Regions from separate parts of the Homo sapiens genome. Here region 2 is linked to region 1. A link is a loop called in an ENCODE intact Hi-C map of the cell type or tissue named here. Cell type or tissue: CD4-positive, alpha-beta T cell. All regions are shown on one strand. Links, peaks and the distances in the headings refer to the core of each region. The heading gives the core; the rest is flanking DNA. Region 1 has its middle 16 kb from the start of ACAP2. Region 2 overlaps ACAP2 (ArfGAP with coiled-coil, ankyrin repeat and PH domains 2).

Evidence for each region. A loop is a pair of places that touch in the nucleus more often than their neighbours do. Peaks named below come from ENCODE experiments on the same cell type or tissue, not always from the same donor. Only the 100,000 strongest peaks of a DNase experiment are listed, where the experiment ranks them.
Region 2: it touches region 1 in a loop (2.9-fold over the local background); 11 of 110 quality-filtered maps call a loop at or near these places.

Annotation. Positions count from the first base shown.
Region 1 is chr3:195,454,386-195,462,725 of GRCh38, forward strand. It overlaps the pseudogene LOC124906341. Among named protein-coding and RNA genes, the nearest start is that of ACAP2, 16 kb to the left of the region's middle. In CD4-positive, alpha-beta T cell, for the core only: no CTCF peak of the experiment used is centred there; a DNase peak (open chromatin) is centred at 4,236; H3K4me3 peaks cover 596 bases; H3K27ac peaks cover 535 bases.
Region 2 is chr3:195,393,394-195,401,733 of GRCh38, forward strand. All of the region lies in intron 1 of ACAP2 (ArfGAP with coiled-coil, ankyrin repeat and PH domains 2), which reads right to left. Among named protein-coding and RNA genes, the nearest start is that of ACAP2, 45 kb to the right of the region's middle. RefSeq lists an enhancer at 1,361-1,450. In CD4-positive, alpha-beta T cell, for the core only: no CTCF peak of the experiment used is centred there; no DNase peak of the experiment used is centred there.

The sequences.
Region 1 (8,340 bases), core at 145-8,144:
AGTTGCAGTGAGCTGAGATCACACCACTGCACTCCAGCCTGGGTGTCAGAGCAAGACTCTGTCTCAAAAGAGAAAAAGAAAAAAAAAACTATATTAAAAGTCATTCTGGTTACTCATTTCCAGACTCAAAATGCTGTAGTGTCTGTAGTGTCTTCCCATTGTCTCCAGCACACAAGAGCGGTCACTGGCCTTTCTCACCAGCCCCATCTTCAATTCTGTCACCACCACCTCCAAAACGCCAATCATACGAACCATTTCAGCCATGGCCTTTCACAAGCACCAGAAACCAACTCTGGCTAGCTTAAGCAAGAAAAGCATTCCTTAAAATGCTGTTAGGTGTCCATAGAAGCTTTATTCATAATAGCCCCAAGCTGGAAACAATCCACATGTCCATCAACAGGTAAAAGGATAAACAAATTGCAGAACAATACTCAGCAATTAAAAAGGTAACCTGGGCAAATTCTAAAAACGTGACACCGAATGAAAGAAGCCAGACACGAGAGTATATATACTGCATGATTCCATTTCTATAAAATACTGGAAAACACAAAACTCATCTATAGTGACGGTAAACATATCAATGATTGTCTAGACGGGGCAGAGAAGGACTGACTACAGTGGGGTACGAGGGAACTTTTTGGGGTGATGGGATTGTTCTATTATCTTGATCATAGTGATAATTATACAGGCATAGACATTCATCAAAACCTATCAACTTACACATTTAAAATAGGTACATTTTAATTTGTAAACCATACCTCAGTAAATCTGATTATTTATTTATTTATTTATATTTTTTAGAGACAAGGTCTCCCAGTGTTGCCCAGGCTGGTCTGGAACTCCTGGGCTCAAGTGATCCTTCCACCTCATCTTCCCAAAGTGCTGGGATTACAGGTGTGAGCCATGATGCCTGGCAAAATTTGATTTTTTTTTTTTTTTTTTTGAGACAGTCTTACTCTTGCCAAGCTGGAGTCCAGTGGCACAATCTCGGCTCACTGCAACCTCCGACTCCCTAGTTCAAGCAATTCTCCTGCTTCAGCCTCGCAAGTATCTGGGATTACAGGCATGCACTACCATGCCCAGCTAATTTTTGTATTTTTAGTAGAGACAGGGCTTCACCATGTTGGCCAGGATAGTCTCGATTTCCTGACCTCGTGATCAGCCCACCTCGGCCTCCCAAAGTGCTGGGATTACAGGCGTGAACCACCGTGCCCAGCAAAATTTGATTTTTAAGAAATTATAAAAAGTCTATTAGGTAATTCCCAAGATCACCAGGAGGGTAGAGATCGAGGTTTGGGGTCCATGAAGACAGTGACAAGGCCTAAACCCACCAACTAGAACTAGTCCAGTGAAGATGCTATGCCTCTGCCACCCACTCCAGACATTACAGCCTGCACCATCATTAACCCAGGACACTGCCACCCTGAGCCATGCCACCGAGCCTTGGGCATCAACATGCCTCTTCCATTGTCGCCGCTTCTGTTGGATTCTGTGCAGCGGCTGCTCCTTCTGTTGTGGCTTGAGACCAAGTCTGGGGAGGGTGCTTTTCATTGACCAACCCTAGGTCACAATCCTACCTGTGTGTGAGGGCTGGGAGAGACGATGTAGCTTCCTGTTTTGAAAGTGGCAGGCTGACTCTGCTGTCTAAGTGGAGGATTCCCCAGGTATTCAGGGTGTTCAAAAGCAGGACGATTGTATTAGTTTACTAGAGCTGACATAACAAAATACCACAAACTAGGTGGCTTAAACAGCAGAAATGTATTTTCTCAAGGTTCAGGAGCTGAAAGGTGTTGGCGGTTTTGGTGTCTGCTGAGACCTTTTCCCTGGGTTTGCAGATAGCTGCCTTCTCACTGTGTCCTCCTGTGGCCCTTCCCTGTGTGCATCCTTGGTGTATCTGCTCCTCTTCTTATAAGGACACTAGTCATGTTGGATTAGCGCATCACCCACTGACCTCATTGGAACCTGAATTCCCTCTTCAAAGGCCTATCTCCAAATACTGTACAGTCACATTGGGGTTAGAACTTCAACCTATGAATTTTGGCACAGTTCAGTCCCTAACAGTGACCAAAAAAGGATGCCAATGTTCATTACCCTGATCTACTCTGATTTTCTCTTCTCTCTTTTTTTGTTTGAGACAGAGTCTCGCTCCATCACCCAAGCTGGAGTGCAGTGGTGTGATCTTGGCTCACTGCAGCCTCTGCCTTCTGGGTGTAAGCGATTCTCCTGTCTCAGCCTCCTGAGTAGCTGGGATTACAGGTGCCCACTACCACGCCCAGCTAATTTTTTTGTGTATTTTTGGTAGAGAGAGGGTTTCACCATGTTGGCCAGGCTGGTCTCGAACTTCTGACCTCAGGTGATCCACCCTCCTCGTCCTCCCAAAGTGCTGGGATTACAGGCATGAGCCACTGCACCCGGCCTCTACCCTATTTTCTTTTTCTTTTTCTTTCTTTTTTTTTTTTTCGAGATGGAGTTTTGCTCTGTCACCCAGGCTGGAGTGCAGTGGCGCGATCTTGGCTTACTGCAAGCTCCACCTCCCAGGTTCATGCAATTCTCCTGCCTCAGCCTCCTGAGTACCTGGGACTACAGGCGGCCGCCACCACGCCCGGCTTATTTTTTGTATTTTTAGTAGAGACGGGGTTTCACCATGTTAGCCAGGATGGTCTCGATCTCCTGACCTCATGATCTGCCCACCTTGGCCTCTCAAAGTGCTGGGATTACAGGCATGAGCCACTGCGCCCGGCCTGTTTGTTTGTTTTTTTTGAGTTGGAGTCTCGCTCTGTTGCCCAGGCTTGAGTGCAGTGGCACGATCTGAACTCACTGCAACCTCCGTCTCCTGGGTTCAAGCAATTTTCCTGCCTCAGCCTCCCGAGTAGTTGGGATTACAGGCACACACCACCACCCCCAGCTAATTTTTGTATTTTTAGTAGAGACAGGGTTTTGCCATGTTAGCCAGGATGGTCTCAATCTCTTCACCTCGTGATCCACCTGCCTCGGCCTCCCAAAGTGCTGGGATTACAGGTGTGAGCCACTGCACCCAGCCTGTTGGTTGGTTTTTAAGACAGAGTCTTGCTTTGTTGCCCAGGATGGAATACAATGGCTATCATAGCTCACTGCTCACTGCAGCCTTGAACTCTGGGCTGAAGCAATCCTCCTGCATCAGCCTCCTGAGTAGCTGGGTCTGGGTCTATAGGCATGCACCACCATGCCTGGCTAATTTTTGATTTTCTGTAGAGACAGGGTCTCACTACGTTGCACACTCTGTCTCCAACTCCTGGATGCAAGCAGTCCTCCCACCTTGGCCTCCCAAAGTGCTGGGATTACAGACATGAGCCACTGTGCCCGGCCATCATGAATTCTTTTTTTTTTCTTTTTTGAGATGGAGTCTCGTTCTGTTGCCCAGGCTGGAGTGCAGTGGTGCGATCTTGGCTCACTGCAAGCTCCACCTCCCAGGTTCACACCATTCTCCTGCCTCAGCCTCCTGAGTAGCTGGGATTACAGGCGCCCGCCACCACGCCTGGCTAATTTTTTTATATTTTTAGCAGAGACGGGGTTTCCCCGTGTTAGCCAGGATGGTCTCGATATCCTGACCTCATGATCCACCCGCCTCAGCCTCCCACAGTGCTGGGATTACAGGCGTGAGCCACCGGGCCCGGCCCGTGAATTCTTTAAAAGTAGGGACAGTGTCTTAGTTTTCAGTGTACCCTCAATGCCTAGAATAGTTTCTTGCACTGCAAACATTCTATAAGTATTGTTAAATTTGTTTCTGTACTCTTAAGTTCCTAAATACTATAGGTCACCTGAGCTAGAAGGAACCCAAAAGCATTATCTTGGTTTAGTGCCTTTATTCTACCGGTGAGGACGTGCACGTCTTCTTCCCCTATCACATGGTCGAGATAGAAGATGATGCCTTAGAAAATACTGCATGAGAATGTATACTCCCTGAGAGCAGAGACTGACTGCTTTTTTTCACCCTCATATCCCTATCATGTGGCATAGGGCCTGGCAAATAGTTAGGCTCAATTCATATTCAATATTTAATACACAACTAGCATGTCTGCCAGATATGAGGTTTCCTTATTGCTGAGAGGTGAGCAAATCCAAATCCTCCAGCCCTCCTTCTCACACACACAGTCCATGAGGAAATGCCTGTTCTAAAAAAAAAAGCCTGGCTTGCTGTGCTGCACAGTTCTGAAAGCGCTGGTTCATGAGAAGATAAGTTACCTTCAAAAACGAAACAGGAAACATGTATAAGAGGAAAACATTATGTAAGTATTGGTGAGACTCTGTGGATAGAGATTCTCATACACCCTATTGGTAGGATCATAGAACTTTTCTAGTTTGGCAATATATATCCAAATTTTAAATATGTATATCTTTTGAATTTATCCTCAGAAAAGGACAGGACAAATAATAAGGACACACACACACACACACACACACACACACACACACACACAGATATGGCTGTTTGCTGCAATGTTGTTTCTAGAGAAAAAAAAGATACATCCTAAATTTTTACTAATAGATTGGTTAAATGAATTACAGTATATCCATACAGTAGAATACCATGTAGAGCATGTAGTCCTACCAAAAAAAAAAAAAAGGTGGAGGGGGAAGGAAGTGAATCCAGTGTTAGCAGTGACTGTTTCTTTTGCTTTATTCCTTTTTTTGGGGTAAACAAGTAGACGGTTTTTATAATCAGAAAAAAAAATTCCAATTGAAAAAAAAATTTCAGACCTATTATTCCAAGAAAGGTAGACCCTGAAGAATTTCAAACTTTACCTATTTCTTTTAATCGCTTGTATCGTGCATGTCTCCTGAATTTTAAAAAATTAAATAATAACAAAGTTAAAATGAAAGTTAAAAAGTGAAAAACTTAGGAGGAGAGTAAAAAGTTATAATGAGAACCTAGGCTTTTTTGTTTTTTAGACAAAGAAAAAAGTAAAATGCACTGTGATGTTGTTCTAATTAACTGAGGAAAGAGCTCATACCAGTTTGTCAGGAAAGACAAACATTTTCTTCAGTTCCAAGAGAAAATGTGCTCACTTCAGCAGCACATATACTAAAATTGGAACGATACAGAGAAGATTAGCAATTCTCTTTAAAATAAATAAAAAATTTTAAAAAATAAATAAACCCAGAGGAAATTTTAAGACTTAACTTCTGTTCCTGTTACCTGTTAGCTGGCAAATATGCCCTTCCACTGGATCCTCACTTTCATGCTCAGTTCATGGCTTTGAAAGTGCTTACACAGGCCAGGCACAGTGGCTCACGCCTATAATCCCAGCATTTTGGGAAGCTGAGACGGGCAGATCACGAGGTCAGGAGATCAAGACCATCCTCGACAACGTGGTGAAACCCTGTCTCTACTAAAATATAAAAATTAGCTGGGCATGATGGCATGCACCTGTAGTCCCAGCTACTCGGGAGGCTGACAGAGGAATCGCTTGAACCTGGAAGGTGGAGGTGGCAGTGAGCCGAGATCGTGCCACTGCGCTCCAGCCTGGCCACAGAGCAAGACTCCATCTCAAAAAAAAAAAAAAAAAAAAAGGAAAAATAAAAAAGAAAAGAAAGTGCTTACACATAAGCATGCAATATTATCAAGGACATTTTGATATTTCCTTTGAGGAGGCACCAAATTACATACCTTATTTTAACTTTTTTTTTTAAATGTCGATATTACCAAATACAAAAATGAAGAGGTTTAATCCAAATATTAGGGAGCTTTAATTTTGTTGCTATTGTTTATTTTTTTAAAACTGTAAGAGTTTGCACATAGTACAAAGGGGCCTGCAGTGAATAGTAATTCCCCTTCCCACTGCTGCCGATGCCTGGGGCACTCAAGTCTCCTTAACTGCCAAAAGTCACCTACCACCTTCAACATGAACATGCACTGCTTTTCCTTTATCTGCCTTTTCCCTTGAACTGCCTCTAGATTCTTGGTGGAGGTGCTAGGGAAACATAAGGCAATAGAAATTAATTTGTCTATTTCTTCCTCTTCCGCCATCATGTGATCAAACTGGTACTGATCAATAAAGCCAAGCTGGCCACTTCTTTGCTGAAGTTAAAGCATTTCTTTAATTTTTATAAACAATAGGAATGGAGCCAAATATGACCCTTACAAGAAAAGATAAGCTCCCTACCCCACCTTACTAGAAAAGATAAGCTCCCTACCCCACCTTACTAGAAAAGATAAGCTCCCTACCCCAAACTACCTCATAAATATGGTTTGTAGATGCCTCATTCCTTAATCTCTTATAATGACAAGGTAGCTTGTTGTTGCTGTCATTATTGTTTAAAAAATGTGTGTGTTGAAGGGATGAATTTTACCTATTAGTCCCTTTGTAGACACTGTTCTATGTCATAGTACAAGTTTTATTACCATCATGACTTCAAAAAAAGTTTTTTAAAAAGGTTTTATTTCACCAGAAGAAGTATTCCTTTTTAAAATGTTCTAATGTTGACATTACTAATAACCCTTTGCACCAAAACAAATGCTTGCCAAAATGCTACAAGTCCAAAACTACACATTCAAAATACAAGATGTGGCCGGGTGCGGTGGCTCACGCCTGGAATCCCAGCACTTTGGGAGGCCAAGGTGGGTGGATCACAAGGTCAGGAGATGGAGACTGTCATGGCTAACACAGTGAAACCCCATCTCTACTAAAAAAAAAAAAAAAAATACAAAAAATTAGCCGGGCATGGTGGCGGGTGCCTGTAGTCCCAGCTACTCGGAAGGCTGAGGCAGGAGAATGGCATGGACCCAGGAGGCAGAGCTTACAGTGAGCCGAGATGGTGCCACTGCACTCCAGCCTGGGCGACAGAGTGAGACTCTGTCTCAAAAAAAAAAAAAAAATCAAAATACGAGATGTGGGCCAGGTGCAGTGGCTCAAGCCTATAATCCCAGCACTTTGGGAGGCTGAGGCAGGTGGATCACTTGAGGTCACGAGTTCGAGACCAGCCTGGCCAACATGGTGAAACCCGTCTCTACTAAAGATACAAAAATTAGTCGGCATGGTGGCGGGCACCTGTAATCCCAGCTACTCAGGAGGCTGAGGCAAGAGAAGCACTTGAACCCAGGAGGTGGAGGTTACAGTGAGCTGAGATTGTGCCACTGCACTCCAGCCTGGGCAACAGAGCGAGACTCCGTCTCAAAAAAAAAAAAATGTGTGTGCTCTGGGAATGCAATAGGAAGAATGATGTTTCAAGTTAGTAAAAATAGCCAGAGTGACGAATAAACTGTTAGAGAAATGGCAGAGTCCAGAAGTGCAAGGAGTTATCCACCCCCACCCTTGAGCCTTTGTGCCTCCAAGTGCACTGCTGTTCAGTGTGCTGTGATTTCTACATGACTGGCCACAACACAGTTAATCCAAAGAACAGAAATTGTCCGACTCCCCTGGTCCCAGCTCCCACTGCTCCGGATCCTCATGCTTCTGTCTCCTGGCTTTCTTAACTGCTCTCAGATAATTAGATTTGTTAGAGCAAAACTAATTGGTAGGCTAGTGCCAAGGGCATGCTGCCACTGACAAAGCAGGTGTGTAGCACCACTGCATTGGCTAAATTGCTCTGTACATGCAATTCGTCAGAGTCAACCCTTCCCTCCACCCGTGGAACAGCTGACCTGCCAGGCAACTATCTGGCAAAGAAGTTCAGCAGAGATGACCAGTGGGCATGTGGGCCTCCAATCTTTTGGTGATCATACCAGCCCTCACTTTCCTCCTCAGCTGATTCCATAATTGGCAGCTAAAAGGGGAGCCTGGGTAGGCAGGGGCATTGCCCACTGAGCTGTCGGCAGCTTGTTGATGTGACTCTCGAACACAGCAGAGGTGGGTGGCACTATGGAGATAAGCAATTCACACCTCCCCATACTTCCTCCCACTCCTTAACTTGGAAACACAAGGTGCTTTGGGATCTGGAATTGGCCTCCCTCAGCTGTTGTGCTATGACTTATGCTTTGCAAATGCTTCCTTAGGGCTGTCCCTTGAGGAGTGGTTAGGTTTTGCCTTGTAACTCACTGTATGTCGCAGCAAGACATTTAGCCACACACCAAAGCAGGGAGGATTTCCTACATCTAGAGTCATTGTCTTACAGAGCTATAAGAACTTCAAAGCTCCTGGAAAGGACTCGCCCAGGTTGGCACAACTAGCTTGCAGAACAAGAATTAGAACAGGTCCCATGAAGCAGCATTTCTTAAACTCGTGAAACTAGGAACCATAGGCAGGTATACATTTTACCTGATGAGCGATGAGTATGAGTATAAAATATACATATGGATAAATATATATACATATATTTATCCTCAAATATATATATATATATATATTTGAAACAGAAATGTCA
Region 2 (8,340 bases), core at 83-8,082, 61 kb before region 1:
CTTCTCCACTGGGTAACATTTATTTTTAAGAAGTGTTTAAATCTCTAAAATAAGAAAATAACTTTGAATTATTCAGTAAAGAAATGCCTATGATAAAATGAGATGCTCTAGCATATGACTGGAGAAAATGGAAGGTGCTGCACTCTGTAGCACAGAAACAGAAATACTTCTTCCTGACTAAAAGTTTCTCATTTGCTTCAGCAACGTTTTTCAAACTATGCATTGTCCCCTTAACCTAGAAAACATTTTTCATTCACATCAGTCCTCAGTCCCTTCACCTACTCATCATTTAAACTTAATTTACACACGAGAACAAATGTATGTGTATGAGGATATTCAGTGTAACGCGTTAGAAACCTAGATGTGCAGCAATAGGAAATAATGTAAATAAATTACCATATATCCATACCATTATGTGAGGCAGAAGATTTTAAATGAGGTTGATCTGTATCTACTGATATGGAAATCTGCACAGGATAGAGTATTATATTGGGGGGGGGGGAAGCAAGCTACAAAATTATATGCATAGCATGAGCTCAATTTGGGAGCATATTTATCAGTCTACGAACTACAACTCTGAAGAATGGGGATTTGATAGCAGAAAGTATAAATAAGGATTTGCGCTTTTTACTAAATTCTAGATTGTTTAACTATTTTCAGCAACTATGCATTTCTAAGCAACGTTTAAAGCTAATAAAGGGGAAAAAGAAGTCCAAACACCATCTCCCCAAGACATGGTCCTCCTGGAACCCCTCAACCACTCAAGCTGAATGGCGTACCCTCCCGTGCCCCTCCAGCACCTCACACACATTCTATCACTGTGCACCTCGCTCACTAGTCTCAGTTCCCCATAGCAGTACAGACACGCAAACAAAATGTTTGTTGAGCCAAGGGAGAAACTCACTAAGTACGCTAATTGTCAGATACCCTCTTCATTTACATTTTAACCTTTATTTATCTTTACTCAGTCTTCCATTTCTTTCAAGCAAATTAGTTGAAATGACCAGTTTGAGATTTAATCGTTGGTTTCTACTAAACAAATGGGTTGGGATAAACTTTTTGTAACTTCTCCAATCTTATTTCACTGTGCAATTCTACTAATTCACTTTTGTAAAACAACATGTTTAAAGAAAGGTAAGCAGCAAGGCACAGTGGCTCACGCCTGTAATCCCAGCACTTCGGGAAGCCGAGCTGGGCAGATCACTTGAGGCCAGGAGTTCTAGACCAGCCTGGCCAACAGAGCAAAAGCCAGTCTCTACTAAAAATACAAAAAGTAGCGTCAGGCCAGGAGTTTGAGACCAGCTTGGACAACAAAGCAAGACTCAGTCTCTCAAAAAATTCCAAATAAAAAATGTTAGCTAGGCACATAGTGTGTGGCTGTAATCCCAGCTACTGTGGATTCTGAGGCAGGAGGACTGCTTGAGCCCGGAGGATTGCTTTATTTAACCCAGGAGTTTCAAGTTACAGTGAGCTATGACTGCACCACTGCGCTCCTGCCTGGGCCACAGGGCAAGACTCCATCTCTTTTTTTTTTTTTTTTTTAAAGTAGGGGGTGGTAAAGACTAAATGAGGACTGTTCATATCATCAATCACAGTACATGACACAAAGAACAAAATCAATTCGCAGATGAATAGATGACTTCTATTCATTGAGATAGAACCATTCTGGGACATATGTTTAAAAAACTAATAAGTGAAATAAAAGAATTTACCCAACAATCTTTCAAAATATTAAATGATAGATATTAATTCTCTGCAATCCTCCCCAATTTTTACGAAGCACATAACTTTTATAAAAATGCAAGGCAATAAAGAGGCCAAAATTATAGACCCCTACCCTCCATAGCTTAAAATTTAATTTAAAAAAATCAAGTTATATACACATTAATAATGAAATAAAATATATGACTGAGCAGCAAAATGAGCAAAACAGAGAATAAGTAATAAGGGAGATAGATGTTAAGAGAAAGGGAAGAAAAGAGAAGACAATGAGCACAGTCACAAAGGTCAGCAAACAATTACCCAACAGGCAAGTTTGACCCATAACCTGTTTTTACAAAGTCTATAAGCTAAAAATAGTTCTTACATTTTTAAGTGGCTGAAAAATATTTTTAAAAAATAATATTTTGTGATGCATGAAAATTATATTAAACTCAAATTTCTGTTCCTCTAAAGTTTTACGGAAGCAGAGACAAGTTAATTCACTTCCGTAGTCTCTATGGCAGCTTCCACGCCATGATGGCGTAGTTGAGTAGCTGCAAGAGAGACCATATGGCCCACAAAGCATAAAATATTTACTATCTGGCCCTTTACAGAAAGTTTACTGACCATTAAGAATGTCAAATATAAGAACATGAATGAAAATCTTTTCTCATATATGAAATACATAAAAGAAAATAAAATTTGGACTTAGCTCTAGCAGTCTGTACTCTAAGAAGCTGAATAAGCCCAGAATTCAGAAAAACAGATACTTTATTTTTAATAACAATACCTTCATTCTCTTATCTATTCATGCATCATAGTTTTTTATTATCAATTGAAAAATAGTTACCTAAAAACATAAAACTAGAAGAGAAGCTGGGTGTGGTGGCTCATGCCTGTAATCCCAGCACTTTGGGAGGCTGAAGTGGGTGGATCACATAAGGTCAGGAGTTCAAGACCAGCCCAGCCAACATGGTGAAACCCCTTCTCTAATAAAAATATGAACATTAGCCAGGCGTGGTGGCAGGCACCTGTAATCCCAGCTACTAGGGAGGCTGAGGCAGGAGAATCACTTGAACCCAGGAGGTGGAGATTGCAGTGAGCTGAGATCGCGCCACTGCACTCCAGCCTGGGACACAAGAGCAAAACTCCATCTCAAAAAAAAACAAATAAGAAAACTAGAAGAGAAAAAAATCCAACAGCAAGTTTACCACCAAGACATGGCTATGAAATGAATGAGGCTCAAAAATAGAACTCTCTCCACTCAGATAACTGCATATTCTTGTAGCAATAAACTTTCTAAGCTACTGTTTGTAAAAAGAGTATACATTAAAATAACTAAATACATTAAATGTGTAACATGAGCATTACATTTTCCTTATAAAATTATTTTAAAGAAAAAAGAAGTATGGGCCGGGCACGGTGGCTCACGTCTGTAATCCCAGCACTTTGGGAGGCTGAGACAGGCAGATCACTTGAGGTCAGGAGTTCAATACCAGCCTGGCCAACATGGTGAAAACCTGTCTTACTAAAAATACAAAAATTAGCCAGGCATGGTGGCGCATGTCTGTAATCCCAACTACTTGGCAGGCTGAGGCAGGAGAATTGCTTGAACCCGGGAGGCAGAGGTTGCAGTGAGCCAAGATTGCATCACTGCACTCCAGCCTGGGAGACAGAGTGAGACTGTGTCTCAAAAAAGAAAAAAAAAAAAAAAAAAAAAGAAGAAGTATGCTAAATAATTATTTTTCCCATCCATTTAAAATCCTTAAAAACTAACAACCACCACCAAAAAAAAAAAACCCTTCATTCCAACTTGGCAATAGCCTTAAAATGAAATTAATAATTTAAAAAAAATTAGGTCACATGGTGATGCAATCTAAATTGCCAATAGCAGGATATTCAAGATCATTAATAGGCACATAAATATCCTCAAACATTAAAGGTGGATTTCAGGCTCTAAGTCATAACTACCTAATAAAGAAATCATCAAATAGAAATAAATATTCAAAATGTGCAGATTTTGAAACTGTTGTATTCTTTTGTTTTATATAATACATGTATTTCTAAAAGCTGCATGTAAATTGAATAACCGTTTAGAGACTCAGGAGAGGTGCCTATATGTATGTGTCCATCATAGTACCTATCACCCTAAGTCAACTTCCTCTTTCAGCTCAACAGCCTTATGTACCTTGGGCAATGCTGGACTATTCTTTGCAAGGAAAGGACAACAGCTGCATCAAGGATGGCCCACTGACCCAAGGGCAGTCCTGGGATTTGTTAAGTGGTTAAAAAAGAGTGACGAAAAGGTCCTATACCAATGAGATTACTCCCTCTGTTTTCGACCAGAAAACAACACAGCACACACTCTAGAAACCTGCTTTTTAATAGAAGTGCTCCATTAAATACTTTTATAATGTGAATGGCCACCCCTTATTAGTTTGATTAAGTTCTGGGTCCTCTATGCTGGGTCTCTACAATATCTCTATGTTGAGAGGCAGTAGAATAAAGTTCAAAAAAAAAAAAGAAAACTTCTTGTGTTTGAATCGCTACTATACTTCTTATTAGCTGTGTAATGATGAACAAGTTGTGTTTCGGTTTCTTCTCTAAAACATAGATAAACAACACTCTCTCCCACAGAGACGTATGACAAATGTTAATATACATGTGAAAACACTAAGTAGTCAGTGAATGTCAGCTATGATTATTTACATAGTGTTAAAGAAAATGCACAATCTCTTTTTGTTTTCATGTTATGGGGCCACCTGAGAAGAAAGCAGTAATAAGATCATCACATACTTCCAAAATGAATTTGAAATAGTCTGAAAAGGGGCAAAAACAGTTAAAACAGGCCTAAGATCAGCAATTAAAACAGCAAATCTAATTTCCTTTAAGAGAAAACACTTCTAGGCGTGCAAAAGGCTTACTGGAAGAGAGACAAAAACACAATACTGCTGTCCCTTTCCAAAGATCACACGTCAAATACAGACTGGAGTCCTCTCCTAACTTCCTAACTTCAATCTAGACTAGAGGACTACATATATATGACATATAAAATGATGAAATATTTAAAAATCCACTTGGTTTCTAAGGTTATCAAGGAAGGTTCTATCCAACTCCTCTAAGAGCCTAAAAACAGAGGAGAACCAACATAGAATCAGTATGAAGGAAGGTTACAGTTCTAAATTTATATTTACACTTAATCTTAGCCAAAAGGCCAAGAAGCAACTGTATATTTGTTACATAATAACCTTTTATAAATATCTCCACTGGCCAGGCATGGTGGCTCACGGCTGTAATCCCAGCACTTTGGGAGGCCAAGGCAGGTAGATCACGGGAGGTCAGGAGTTCGAGGCCAGCCTGATCAACATGGTGAAACCCTGTCTCTACTAAAAATGCGCCAGGCATGGTGGCGCATGCCTGTAATCCCCGCTACTCGGGAGGCTGAGGCAGGAGAATCACTTGAACCCAGGAGACAGAGGTTGCGGTGAGCCAAGATCACACCATTGCACTCCAGCCTGGGCAACAAGAGTGAAACTCCAACTCTAAATAAATAAATAAATAAATAAATAAATAAATAAATAAATAAAATGTCTCTGCCTTCATTGTTTTCAAAAGTTTCAAGGGATGAAATTCAAAGGTCTTTCTTCTCTATTTATTATCTTACAAATGTTGTAACTGCTCCTACGTGCTCAAATTGATCTACTAAGCAAACCTAGCTAGATCCATGAGAAATTCAGTCCTGTAATAGGAAAGGGAGTAGTGGAAAAACAAACTAGAAATGGAAACCAATATTTTAGTCTGTCAACTCATACGAGCCCCTGAGAAAATCATTTAATCACACCAGACCTCAGCTCTCTCACTCTGAAACAGCTTGACTATCACTTCAAGACCTAACATTCCATTATTTGGGATTAAGCATTCAAAGGAAAGCTATTGGGTTGGGGCAAAAGTAATTGCGGTTTTTGCCATTACTTTTGCACCAATCTAATAGAACCTGGATTTGTTTCTCTTCTAAGTAAGATTTCCTCCAGGCCCTTGCTTTTGCTTTCAAAAGAGTTAAGGGAGGAAAAAAATGTTTAAGCCATAAAAAAAACCTCACCAGATTTTATATTAACAAGTTTCATTCATCTTCTCAAAAGTCTCCTCTGCATAGTTCTTAAAAGACAAGGAGTATGAATATAGATGAAAATAGTGGGATTTTAAAAGTGTTTTGTTTGGCTTAATATTTTGGAGGAAAACAGATTTATTTTATTTTTTGTAGAGACAGGATCTCATTATGCTGACCAGTCTTGTTGACCAGTCTGGTCTCGAACTCCTGGCCTGAAGCAATCCTCCCATCCCAGCCTCCCAAAGTACTAGGATTACAGGCGTGAGCCATAACACTTGGCCAGAAAAAAAATTTTGTTTTCCATCTACGTTTGTATCTTTCTAAGCAAGCCCCATTATATTTCTGTTTTACAGATTGTAAACATTACTCTGCCACTTCCCAGTGGGGAAAAAAAAAACTTTTTTTAAAAAAAGTAGCGAAAAAAAAAATCTATAACCCTTTTCCCCTCAAATTTTCCCCCATCAATACACAGTATCCAAAATAAAAACCATCAGGGGCCATGGAGGAGTATAATTGAAAAAGCAACCAAATCACAGCACAAGGTTGAGATGCAAATAGTATGGCTCTGGTGAATGAATATCACACTCTTAAGTCATAACTCAGATATCAACAACCCCTTTAAATCCCAGCTCATGATTTAAAAAATAAAAAAATTTAAAAAAAGGAAGAACTTAAAATATTATCCAGATAATAGGACCGGGTGCAGTGGCTCATGCCTGTAATCCCAGCACTTTGGGAGGCCGAGGTGGGAGGATCACCTGAGGTTGGGAGTTCGAGAGCAGCCTGACCAACATGATGAAACCCTGTCTCTACTAAAAATACAAAATTAGCCGGGTATGGTGGCGCATGCCTGTAATCCCAGCTACTCGGGGGGCTGAGGCAGGAGAATCGCTTGAACCTGGGAGCCAAAGGTTGTGGTGAGCCAAGATCGCACCATTGCACTCCAGCCTGGGCAACAAGAATGACAGTCCGTCTCAAAAAAAAAAACAACAAAAAAATACGTATGTGTATATATATATGTGTGTGTATATATATATATATTCCAGATAATCATCCTACATGGAGAATTTGAGGTGGGAGGAGAGGTCTATAGAATCTTCTGTTCCTGGGCCTTCAGCTTCTCATATTAACAGGTATATGATTTCAATAGTCACTTCCAAATTTGCTCTGCATAAAGACAGTAGCTATATACAGTCATTTTTAACATGTGTAGTGGCAAATAATCATTATTGACAGAATACTAATCCAAGGAAATACTAGTAATGTTTTAAGTGTGATCAGATATGAAGTTATTCTTTTTCCCTTAAAAAAAAAAAAAACCTCTTCTTTTTAAAGTTGACTTTCTACAAAATCATTCCATTTCCAAGAATTCTTATCATTGTAGTAGGCTTCAACATGACAGGAAAATTAAGTTATCACTGCTTAAAGGGTTAGAATCAAATTTTCAACCAAAGCAGTTAAAGTTTGTTGTTATTAGTAGAGTGTCACAGGCAATACATCTAAGGAGAAGACAGCATTGTAAACTTCATGATTCATAAAAGGGGCAGAGGAGATTTCCATGAAGAAAGAACATTGTGGCTGATAATAATGAAAAGACAACCAAGTATCTCAAAGATGGGATATAAGCAGACCCTCAATGAGAGAACAAAGCAAGATGATAAGAATATTTAGGGACAGTTCCAGACAAAACTGTCAAAAATTAGAATCAGAGGCCAGGCGAGGTGGCTCATGCCTGTAATACTGGCAATAGTTTGGGAGGCCAAAGCAGGAGGACAGCGTGAGCCCAAGAGTTTCAGACCAGTCCCAGCAGCATAGCAAGACTCCGTCTCTGTAATTAACTAATTAATTAACTACATTATAATCAGAAACCTGCCATATTCCTGCTTTTATGGCTGTTCCCCATTATCCTTTTCAGGAATTGGAAGTGGTACTGAAGGCACAGAATACCCTGCAAATCACAGCAGGTAGGGAACCAAATACTCAGCCTTGCAGGGTTCTCTCCACGACATACCACAGGCTGCTCAACAATCACATCTATAACTTTCCCAGACTCCTCCATAAACAACCAAGCATCTTATTAATACATAATAAAAGTTATTCTGCATTACATCTTCCTATGTTTTATAATCTACATGCCACCTTCATGCATGATATCACATGTGTATATTAAGAGAAGACTAGGCTGGGCGCAGTGGCTCAGGCCTGTAATCCCAGCATTTTGGGAGGCCAAGGTGGGTGGATCTCTTGAGGTCAGGAGTTTGAGACCAGTCTGACCAACGCAGTGAAACCCTGTCTGTACTAAAAATACAAAAAAATTAGCCAGGCGTGGTGGTGCACGCCTGCAATCCCAGCTACACCGGTTGCTGAGGCAGGAGGATCACTTGAACCCGGGAGGCAGAGGTTGCAGTGAGTTGAGATTGTGCCACTGCGCTCCAGCTTGGGAGACAGTGAACTCTGTATCCAAAACAAAGAGAGAAGACTACAGAACAGTAACGTGAAATATGAAGAGAAAAGCATTGAGTACATAAGCA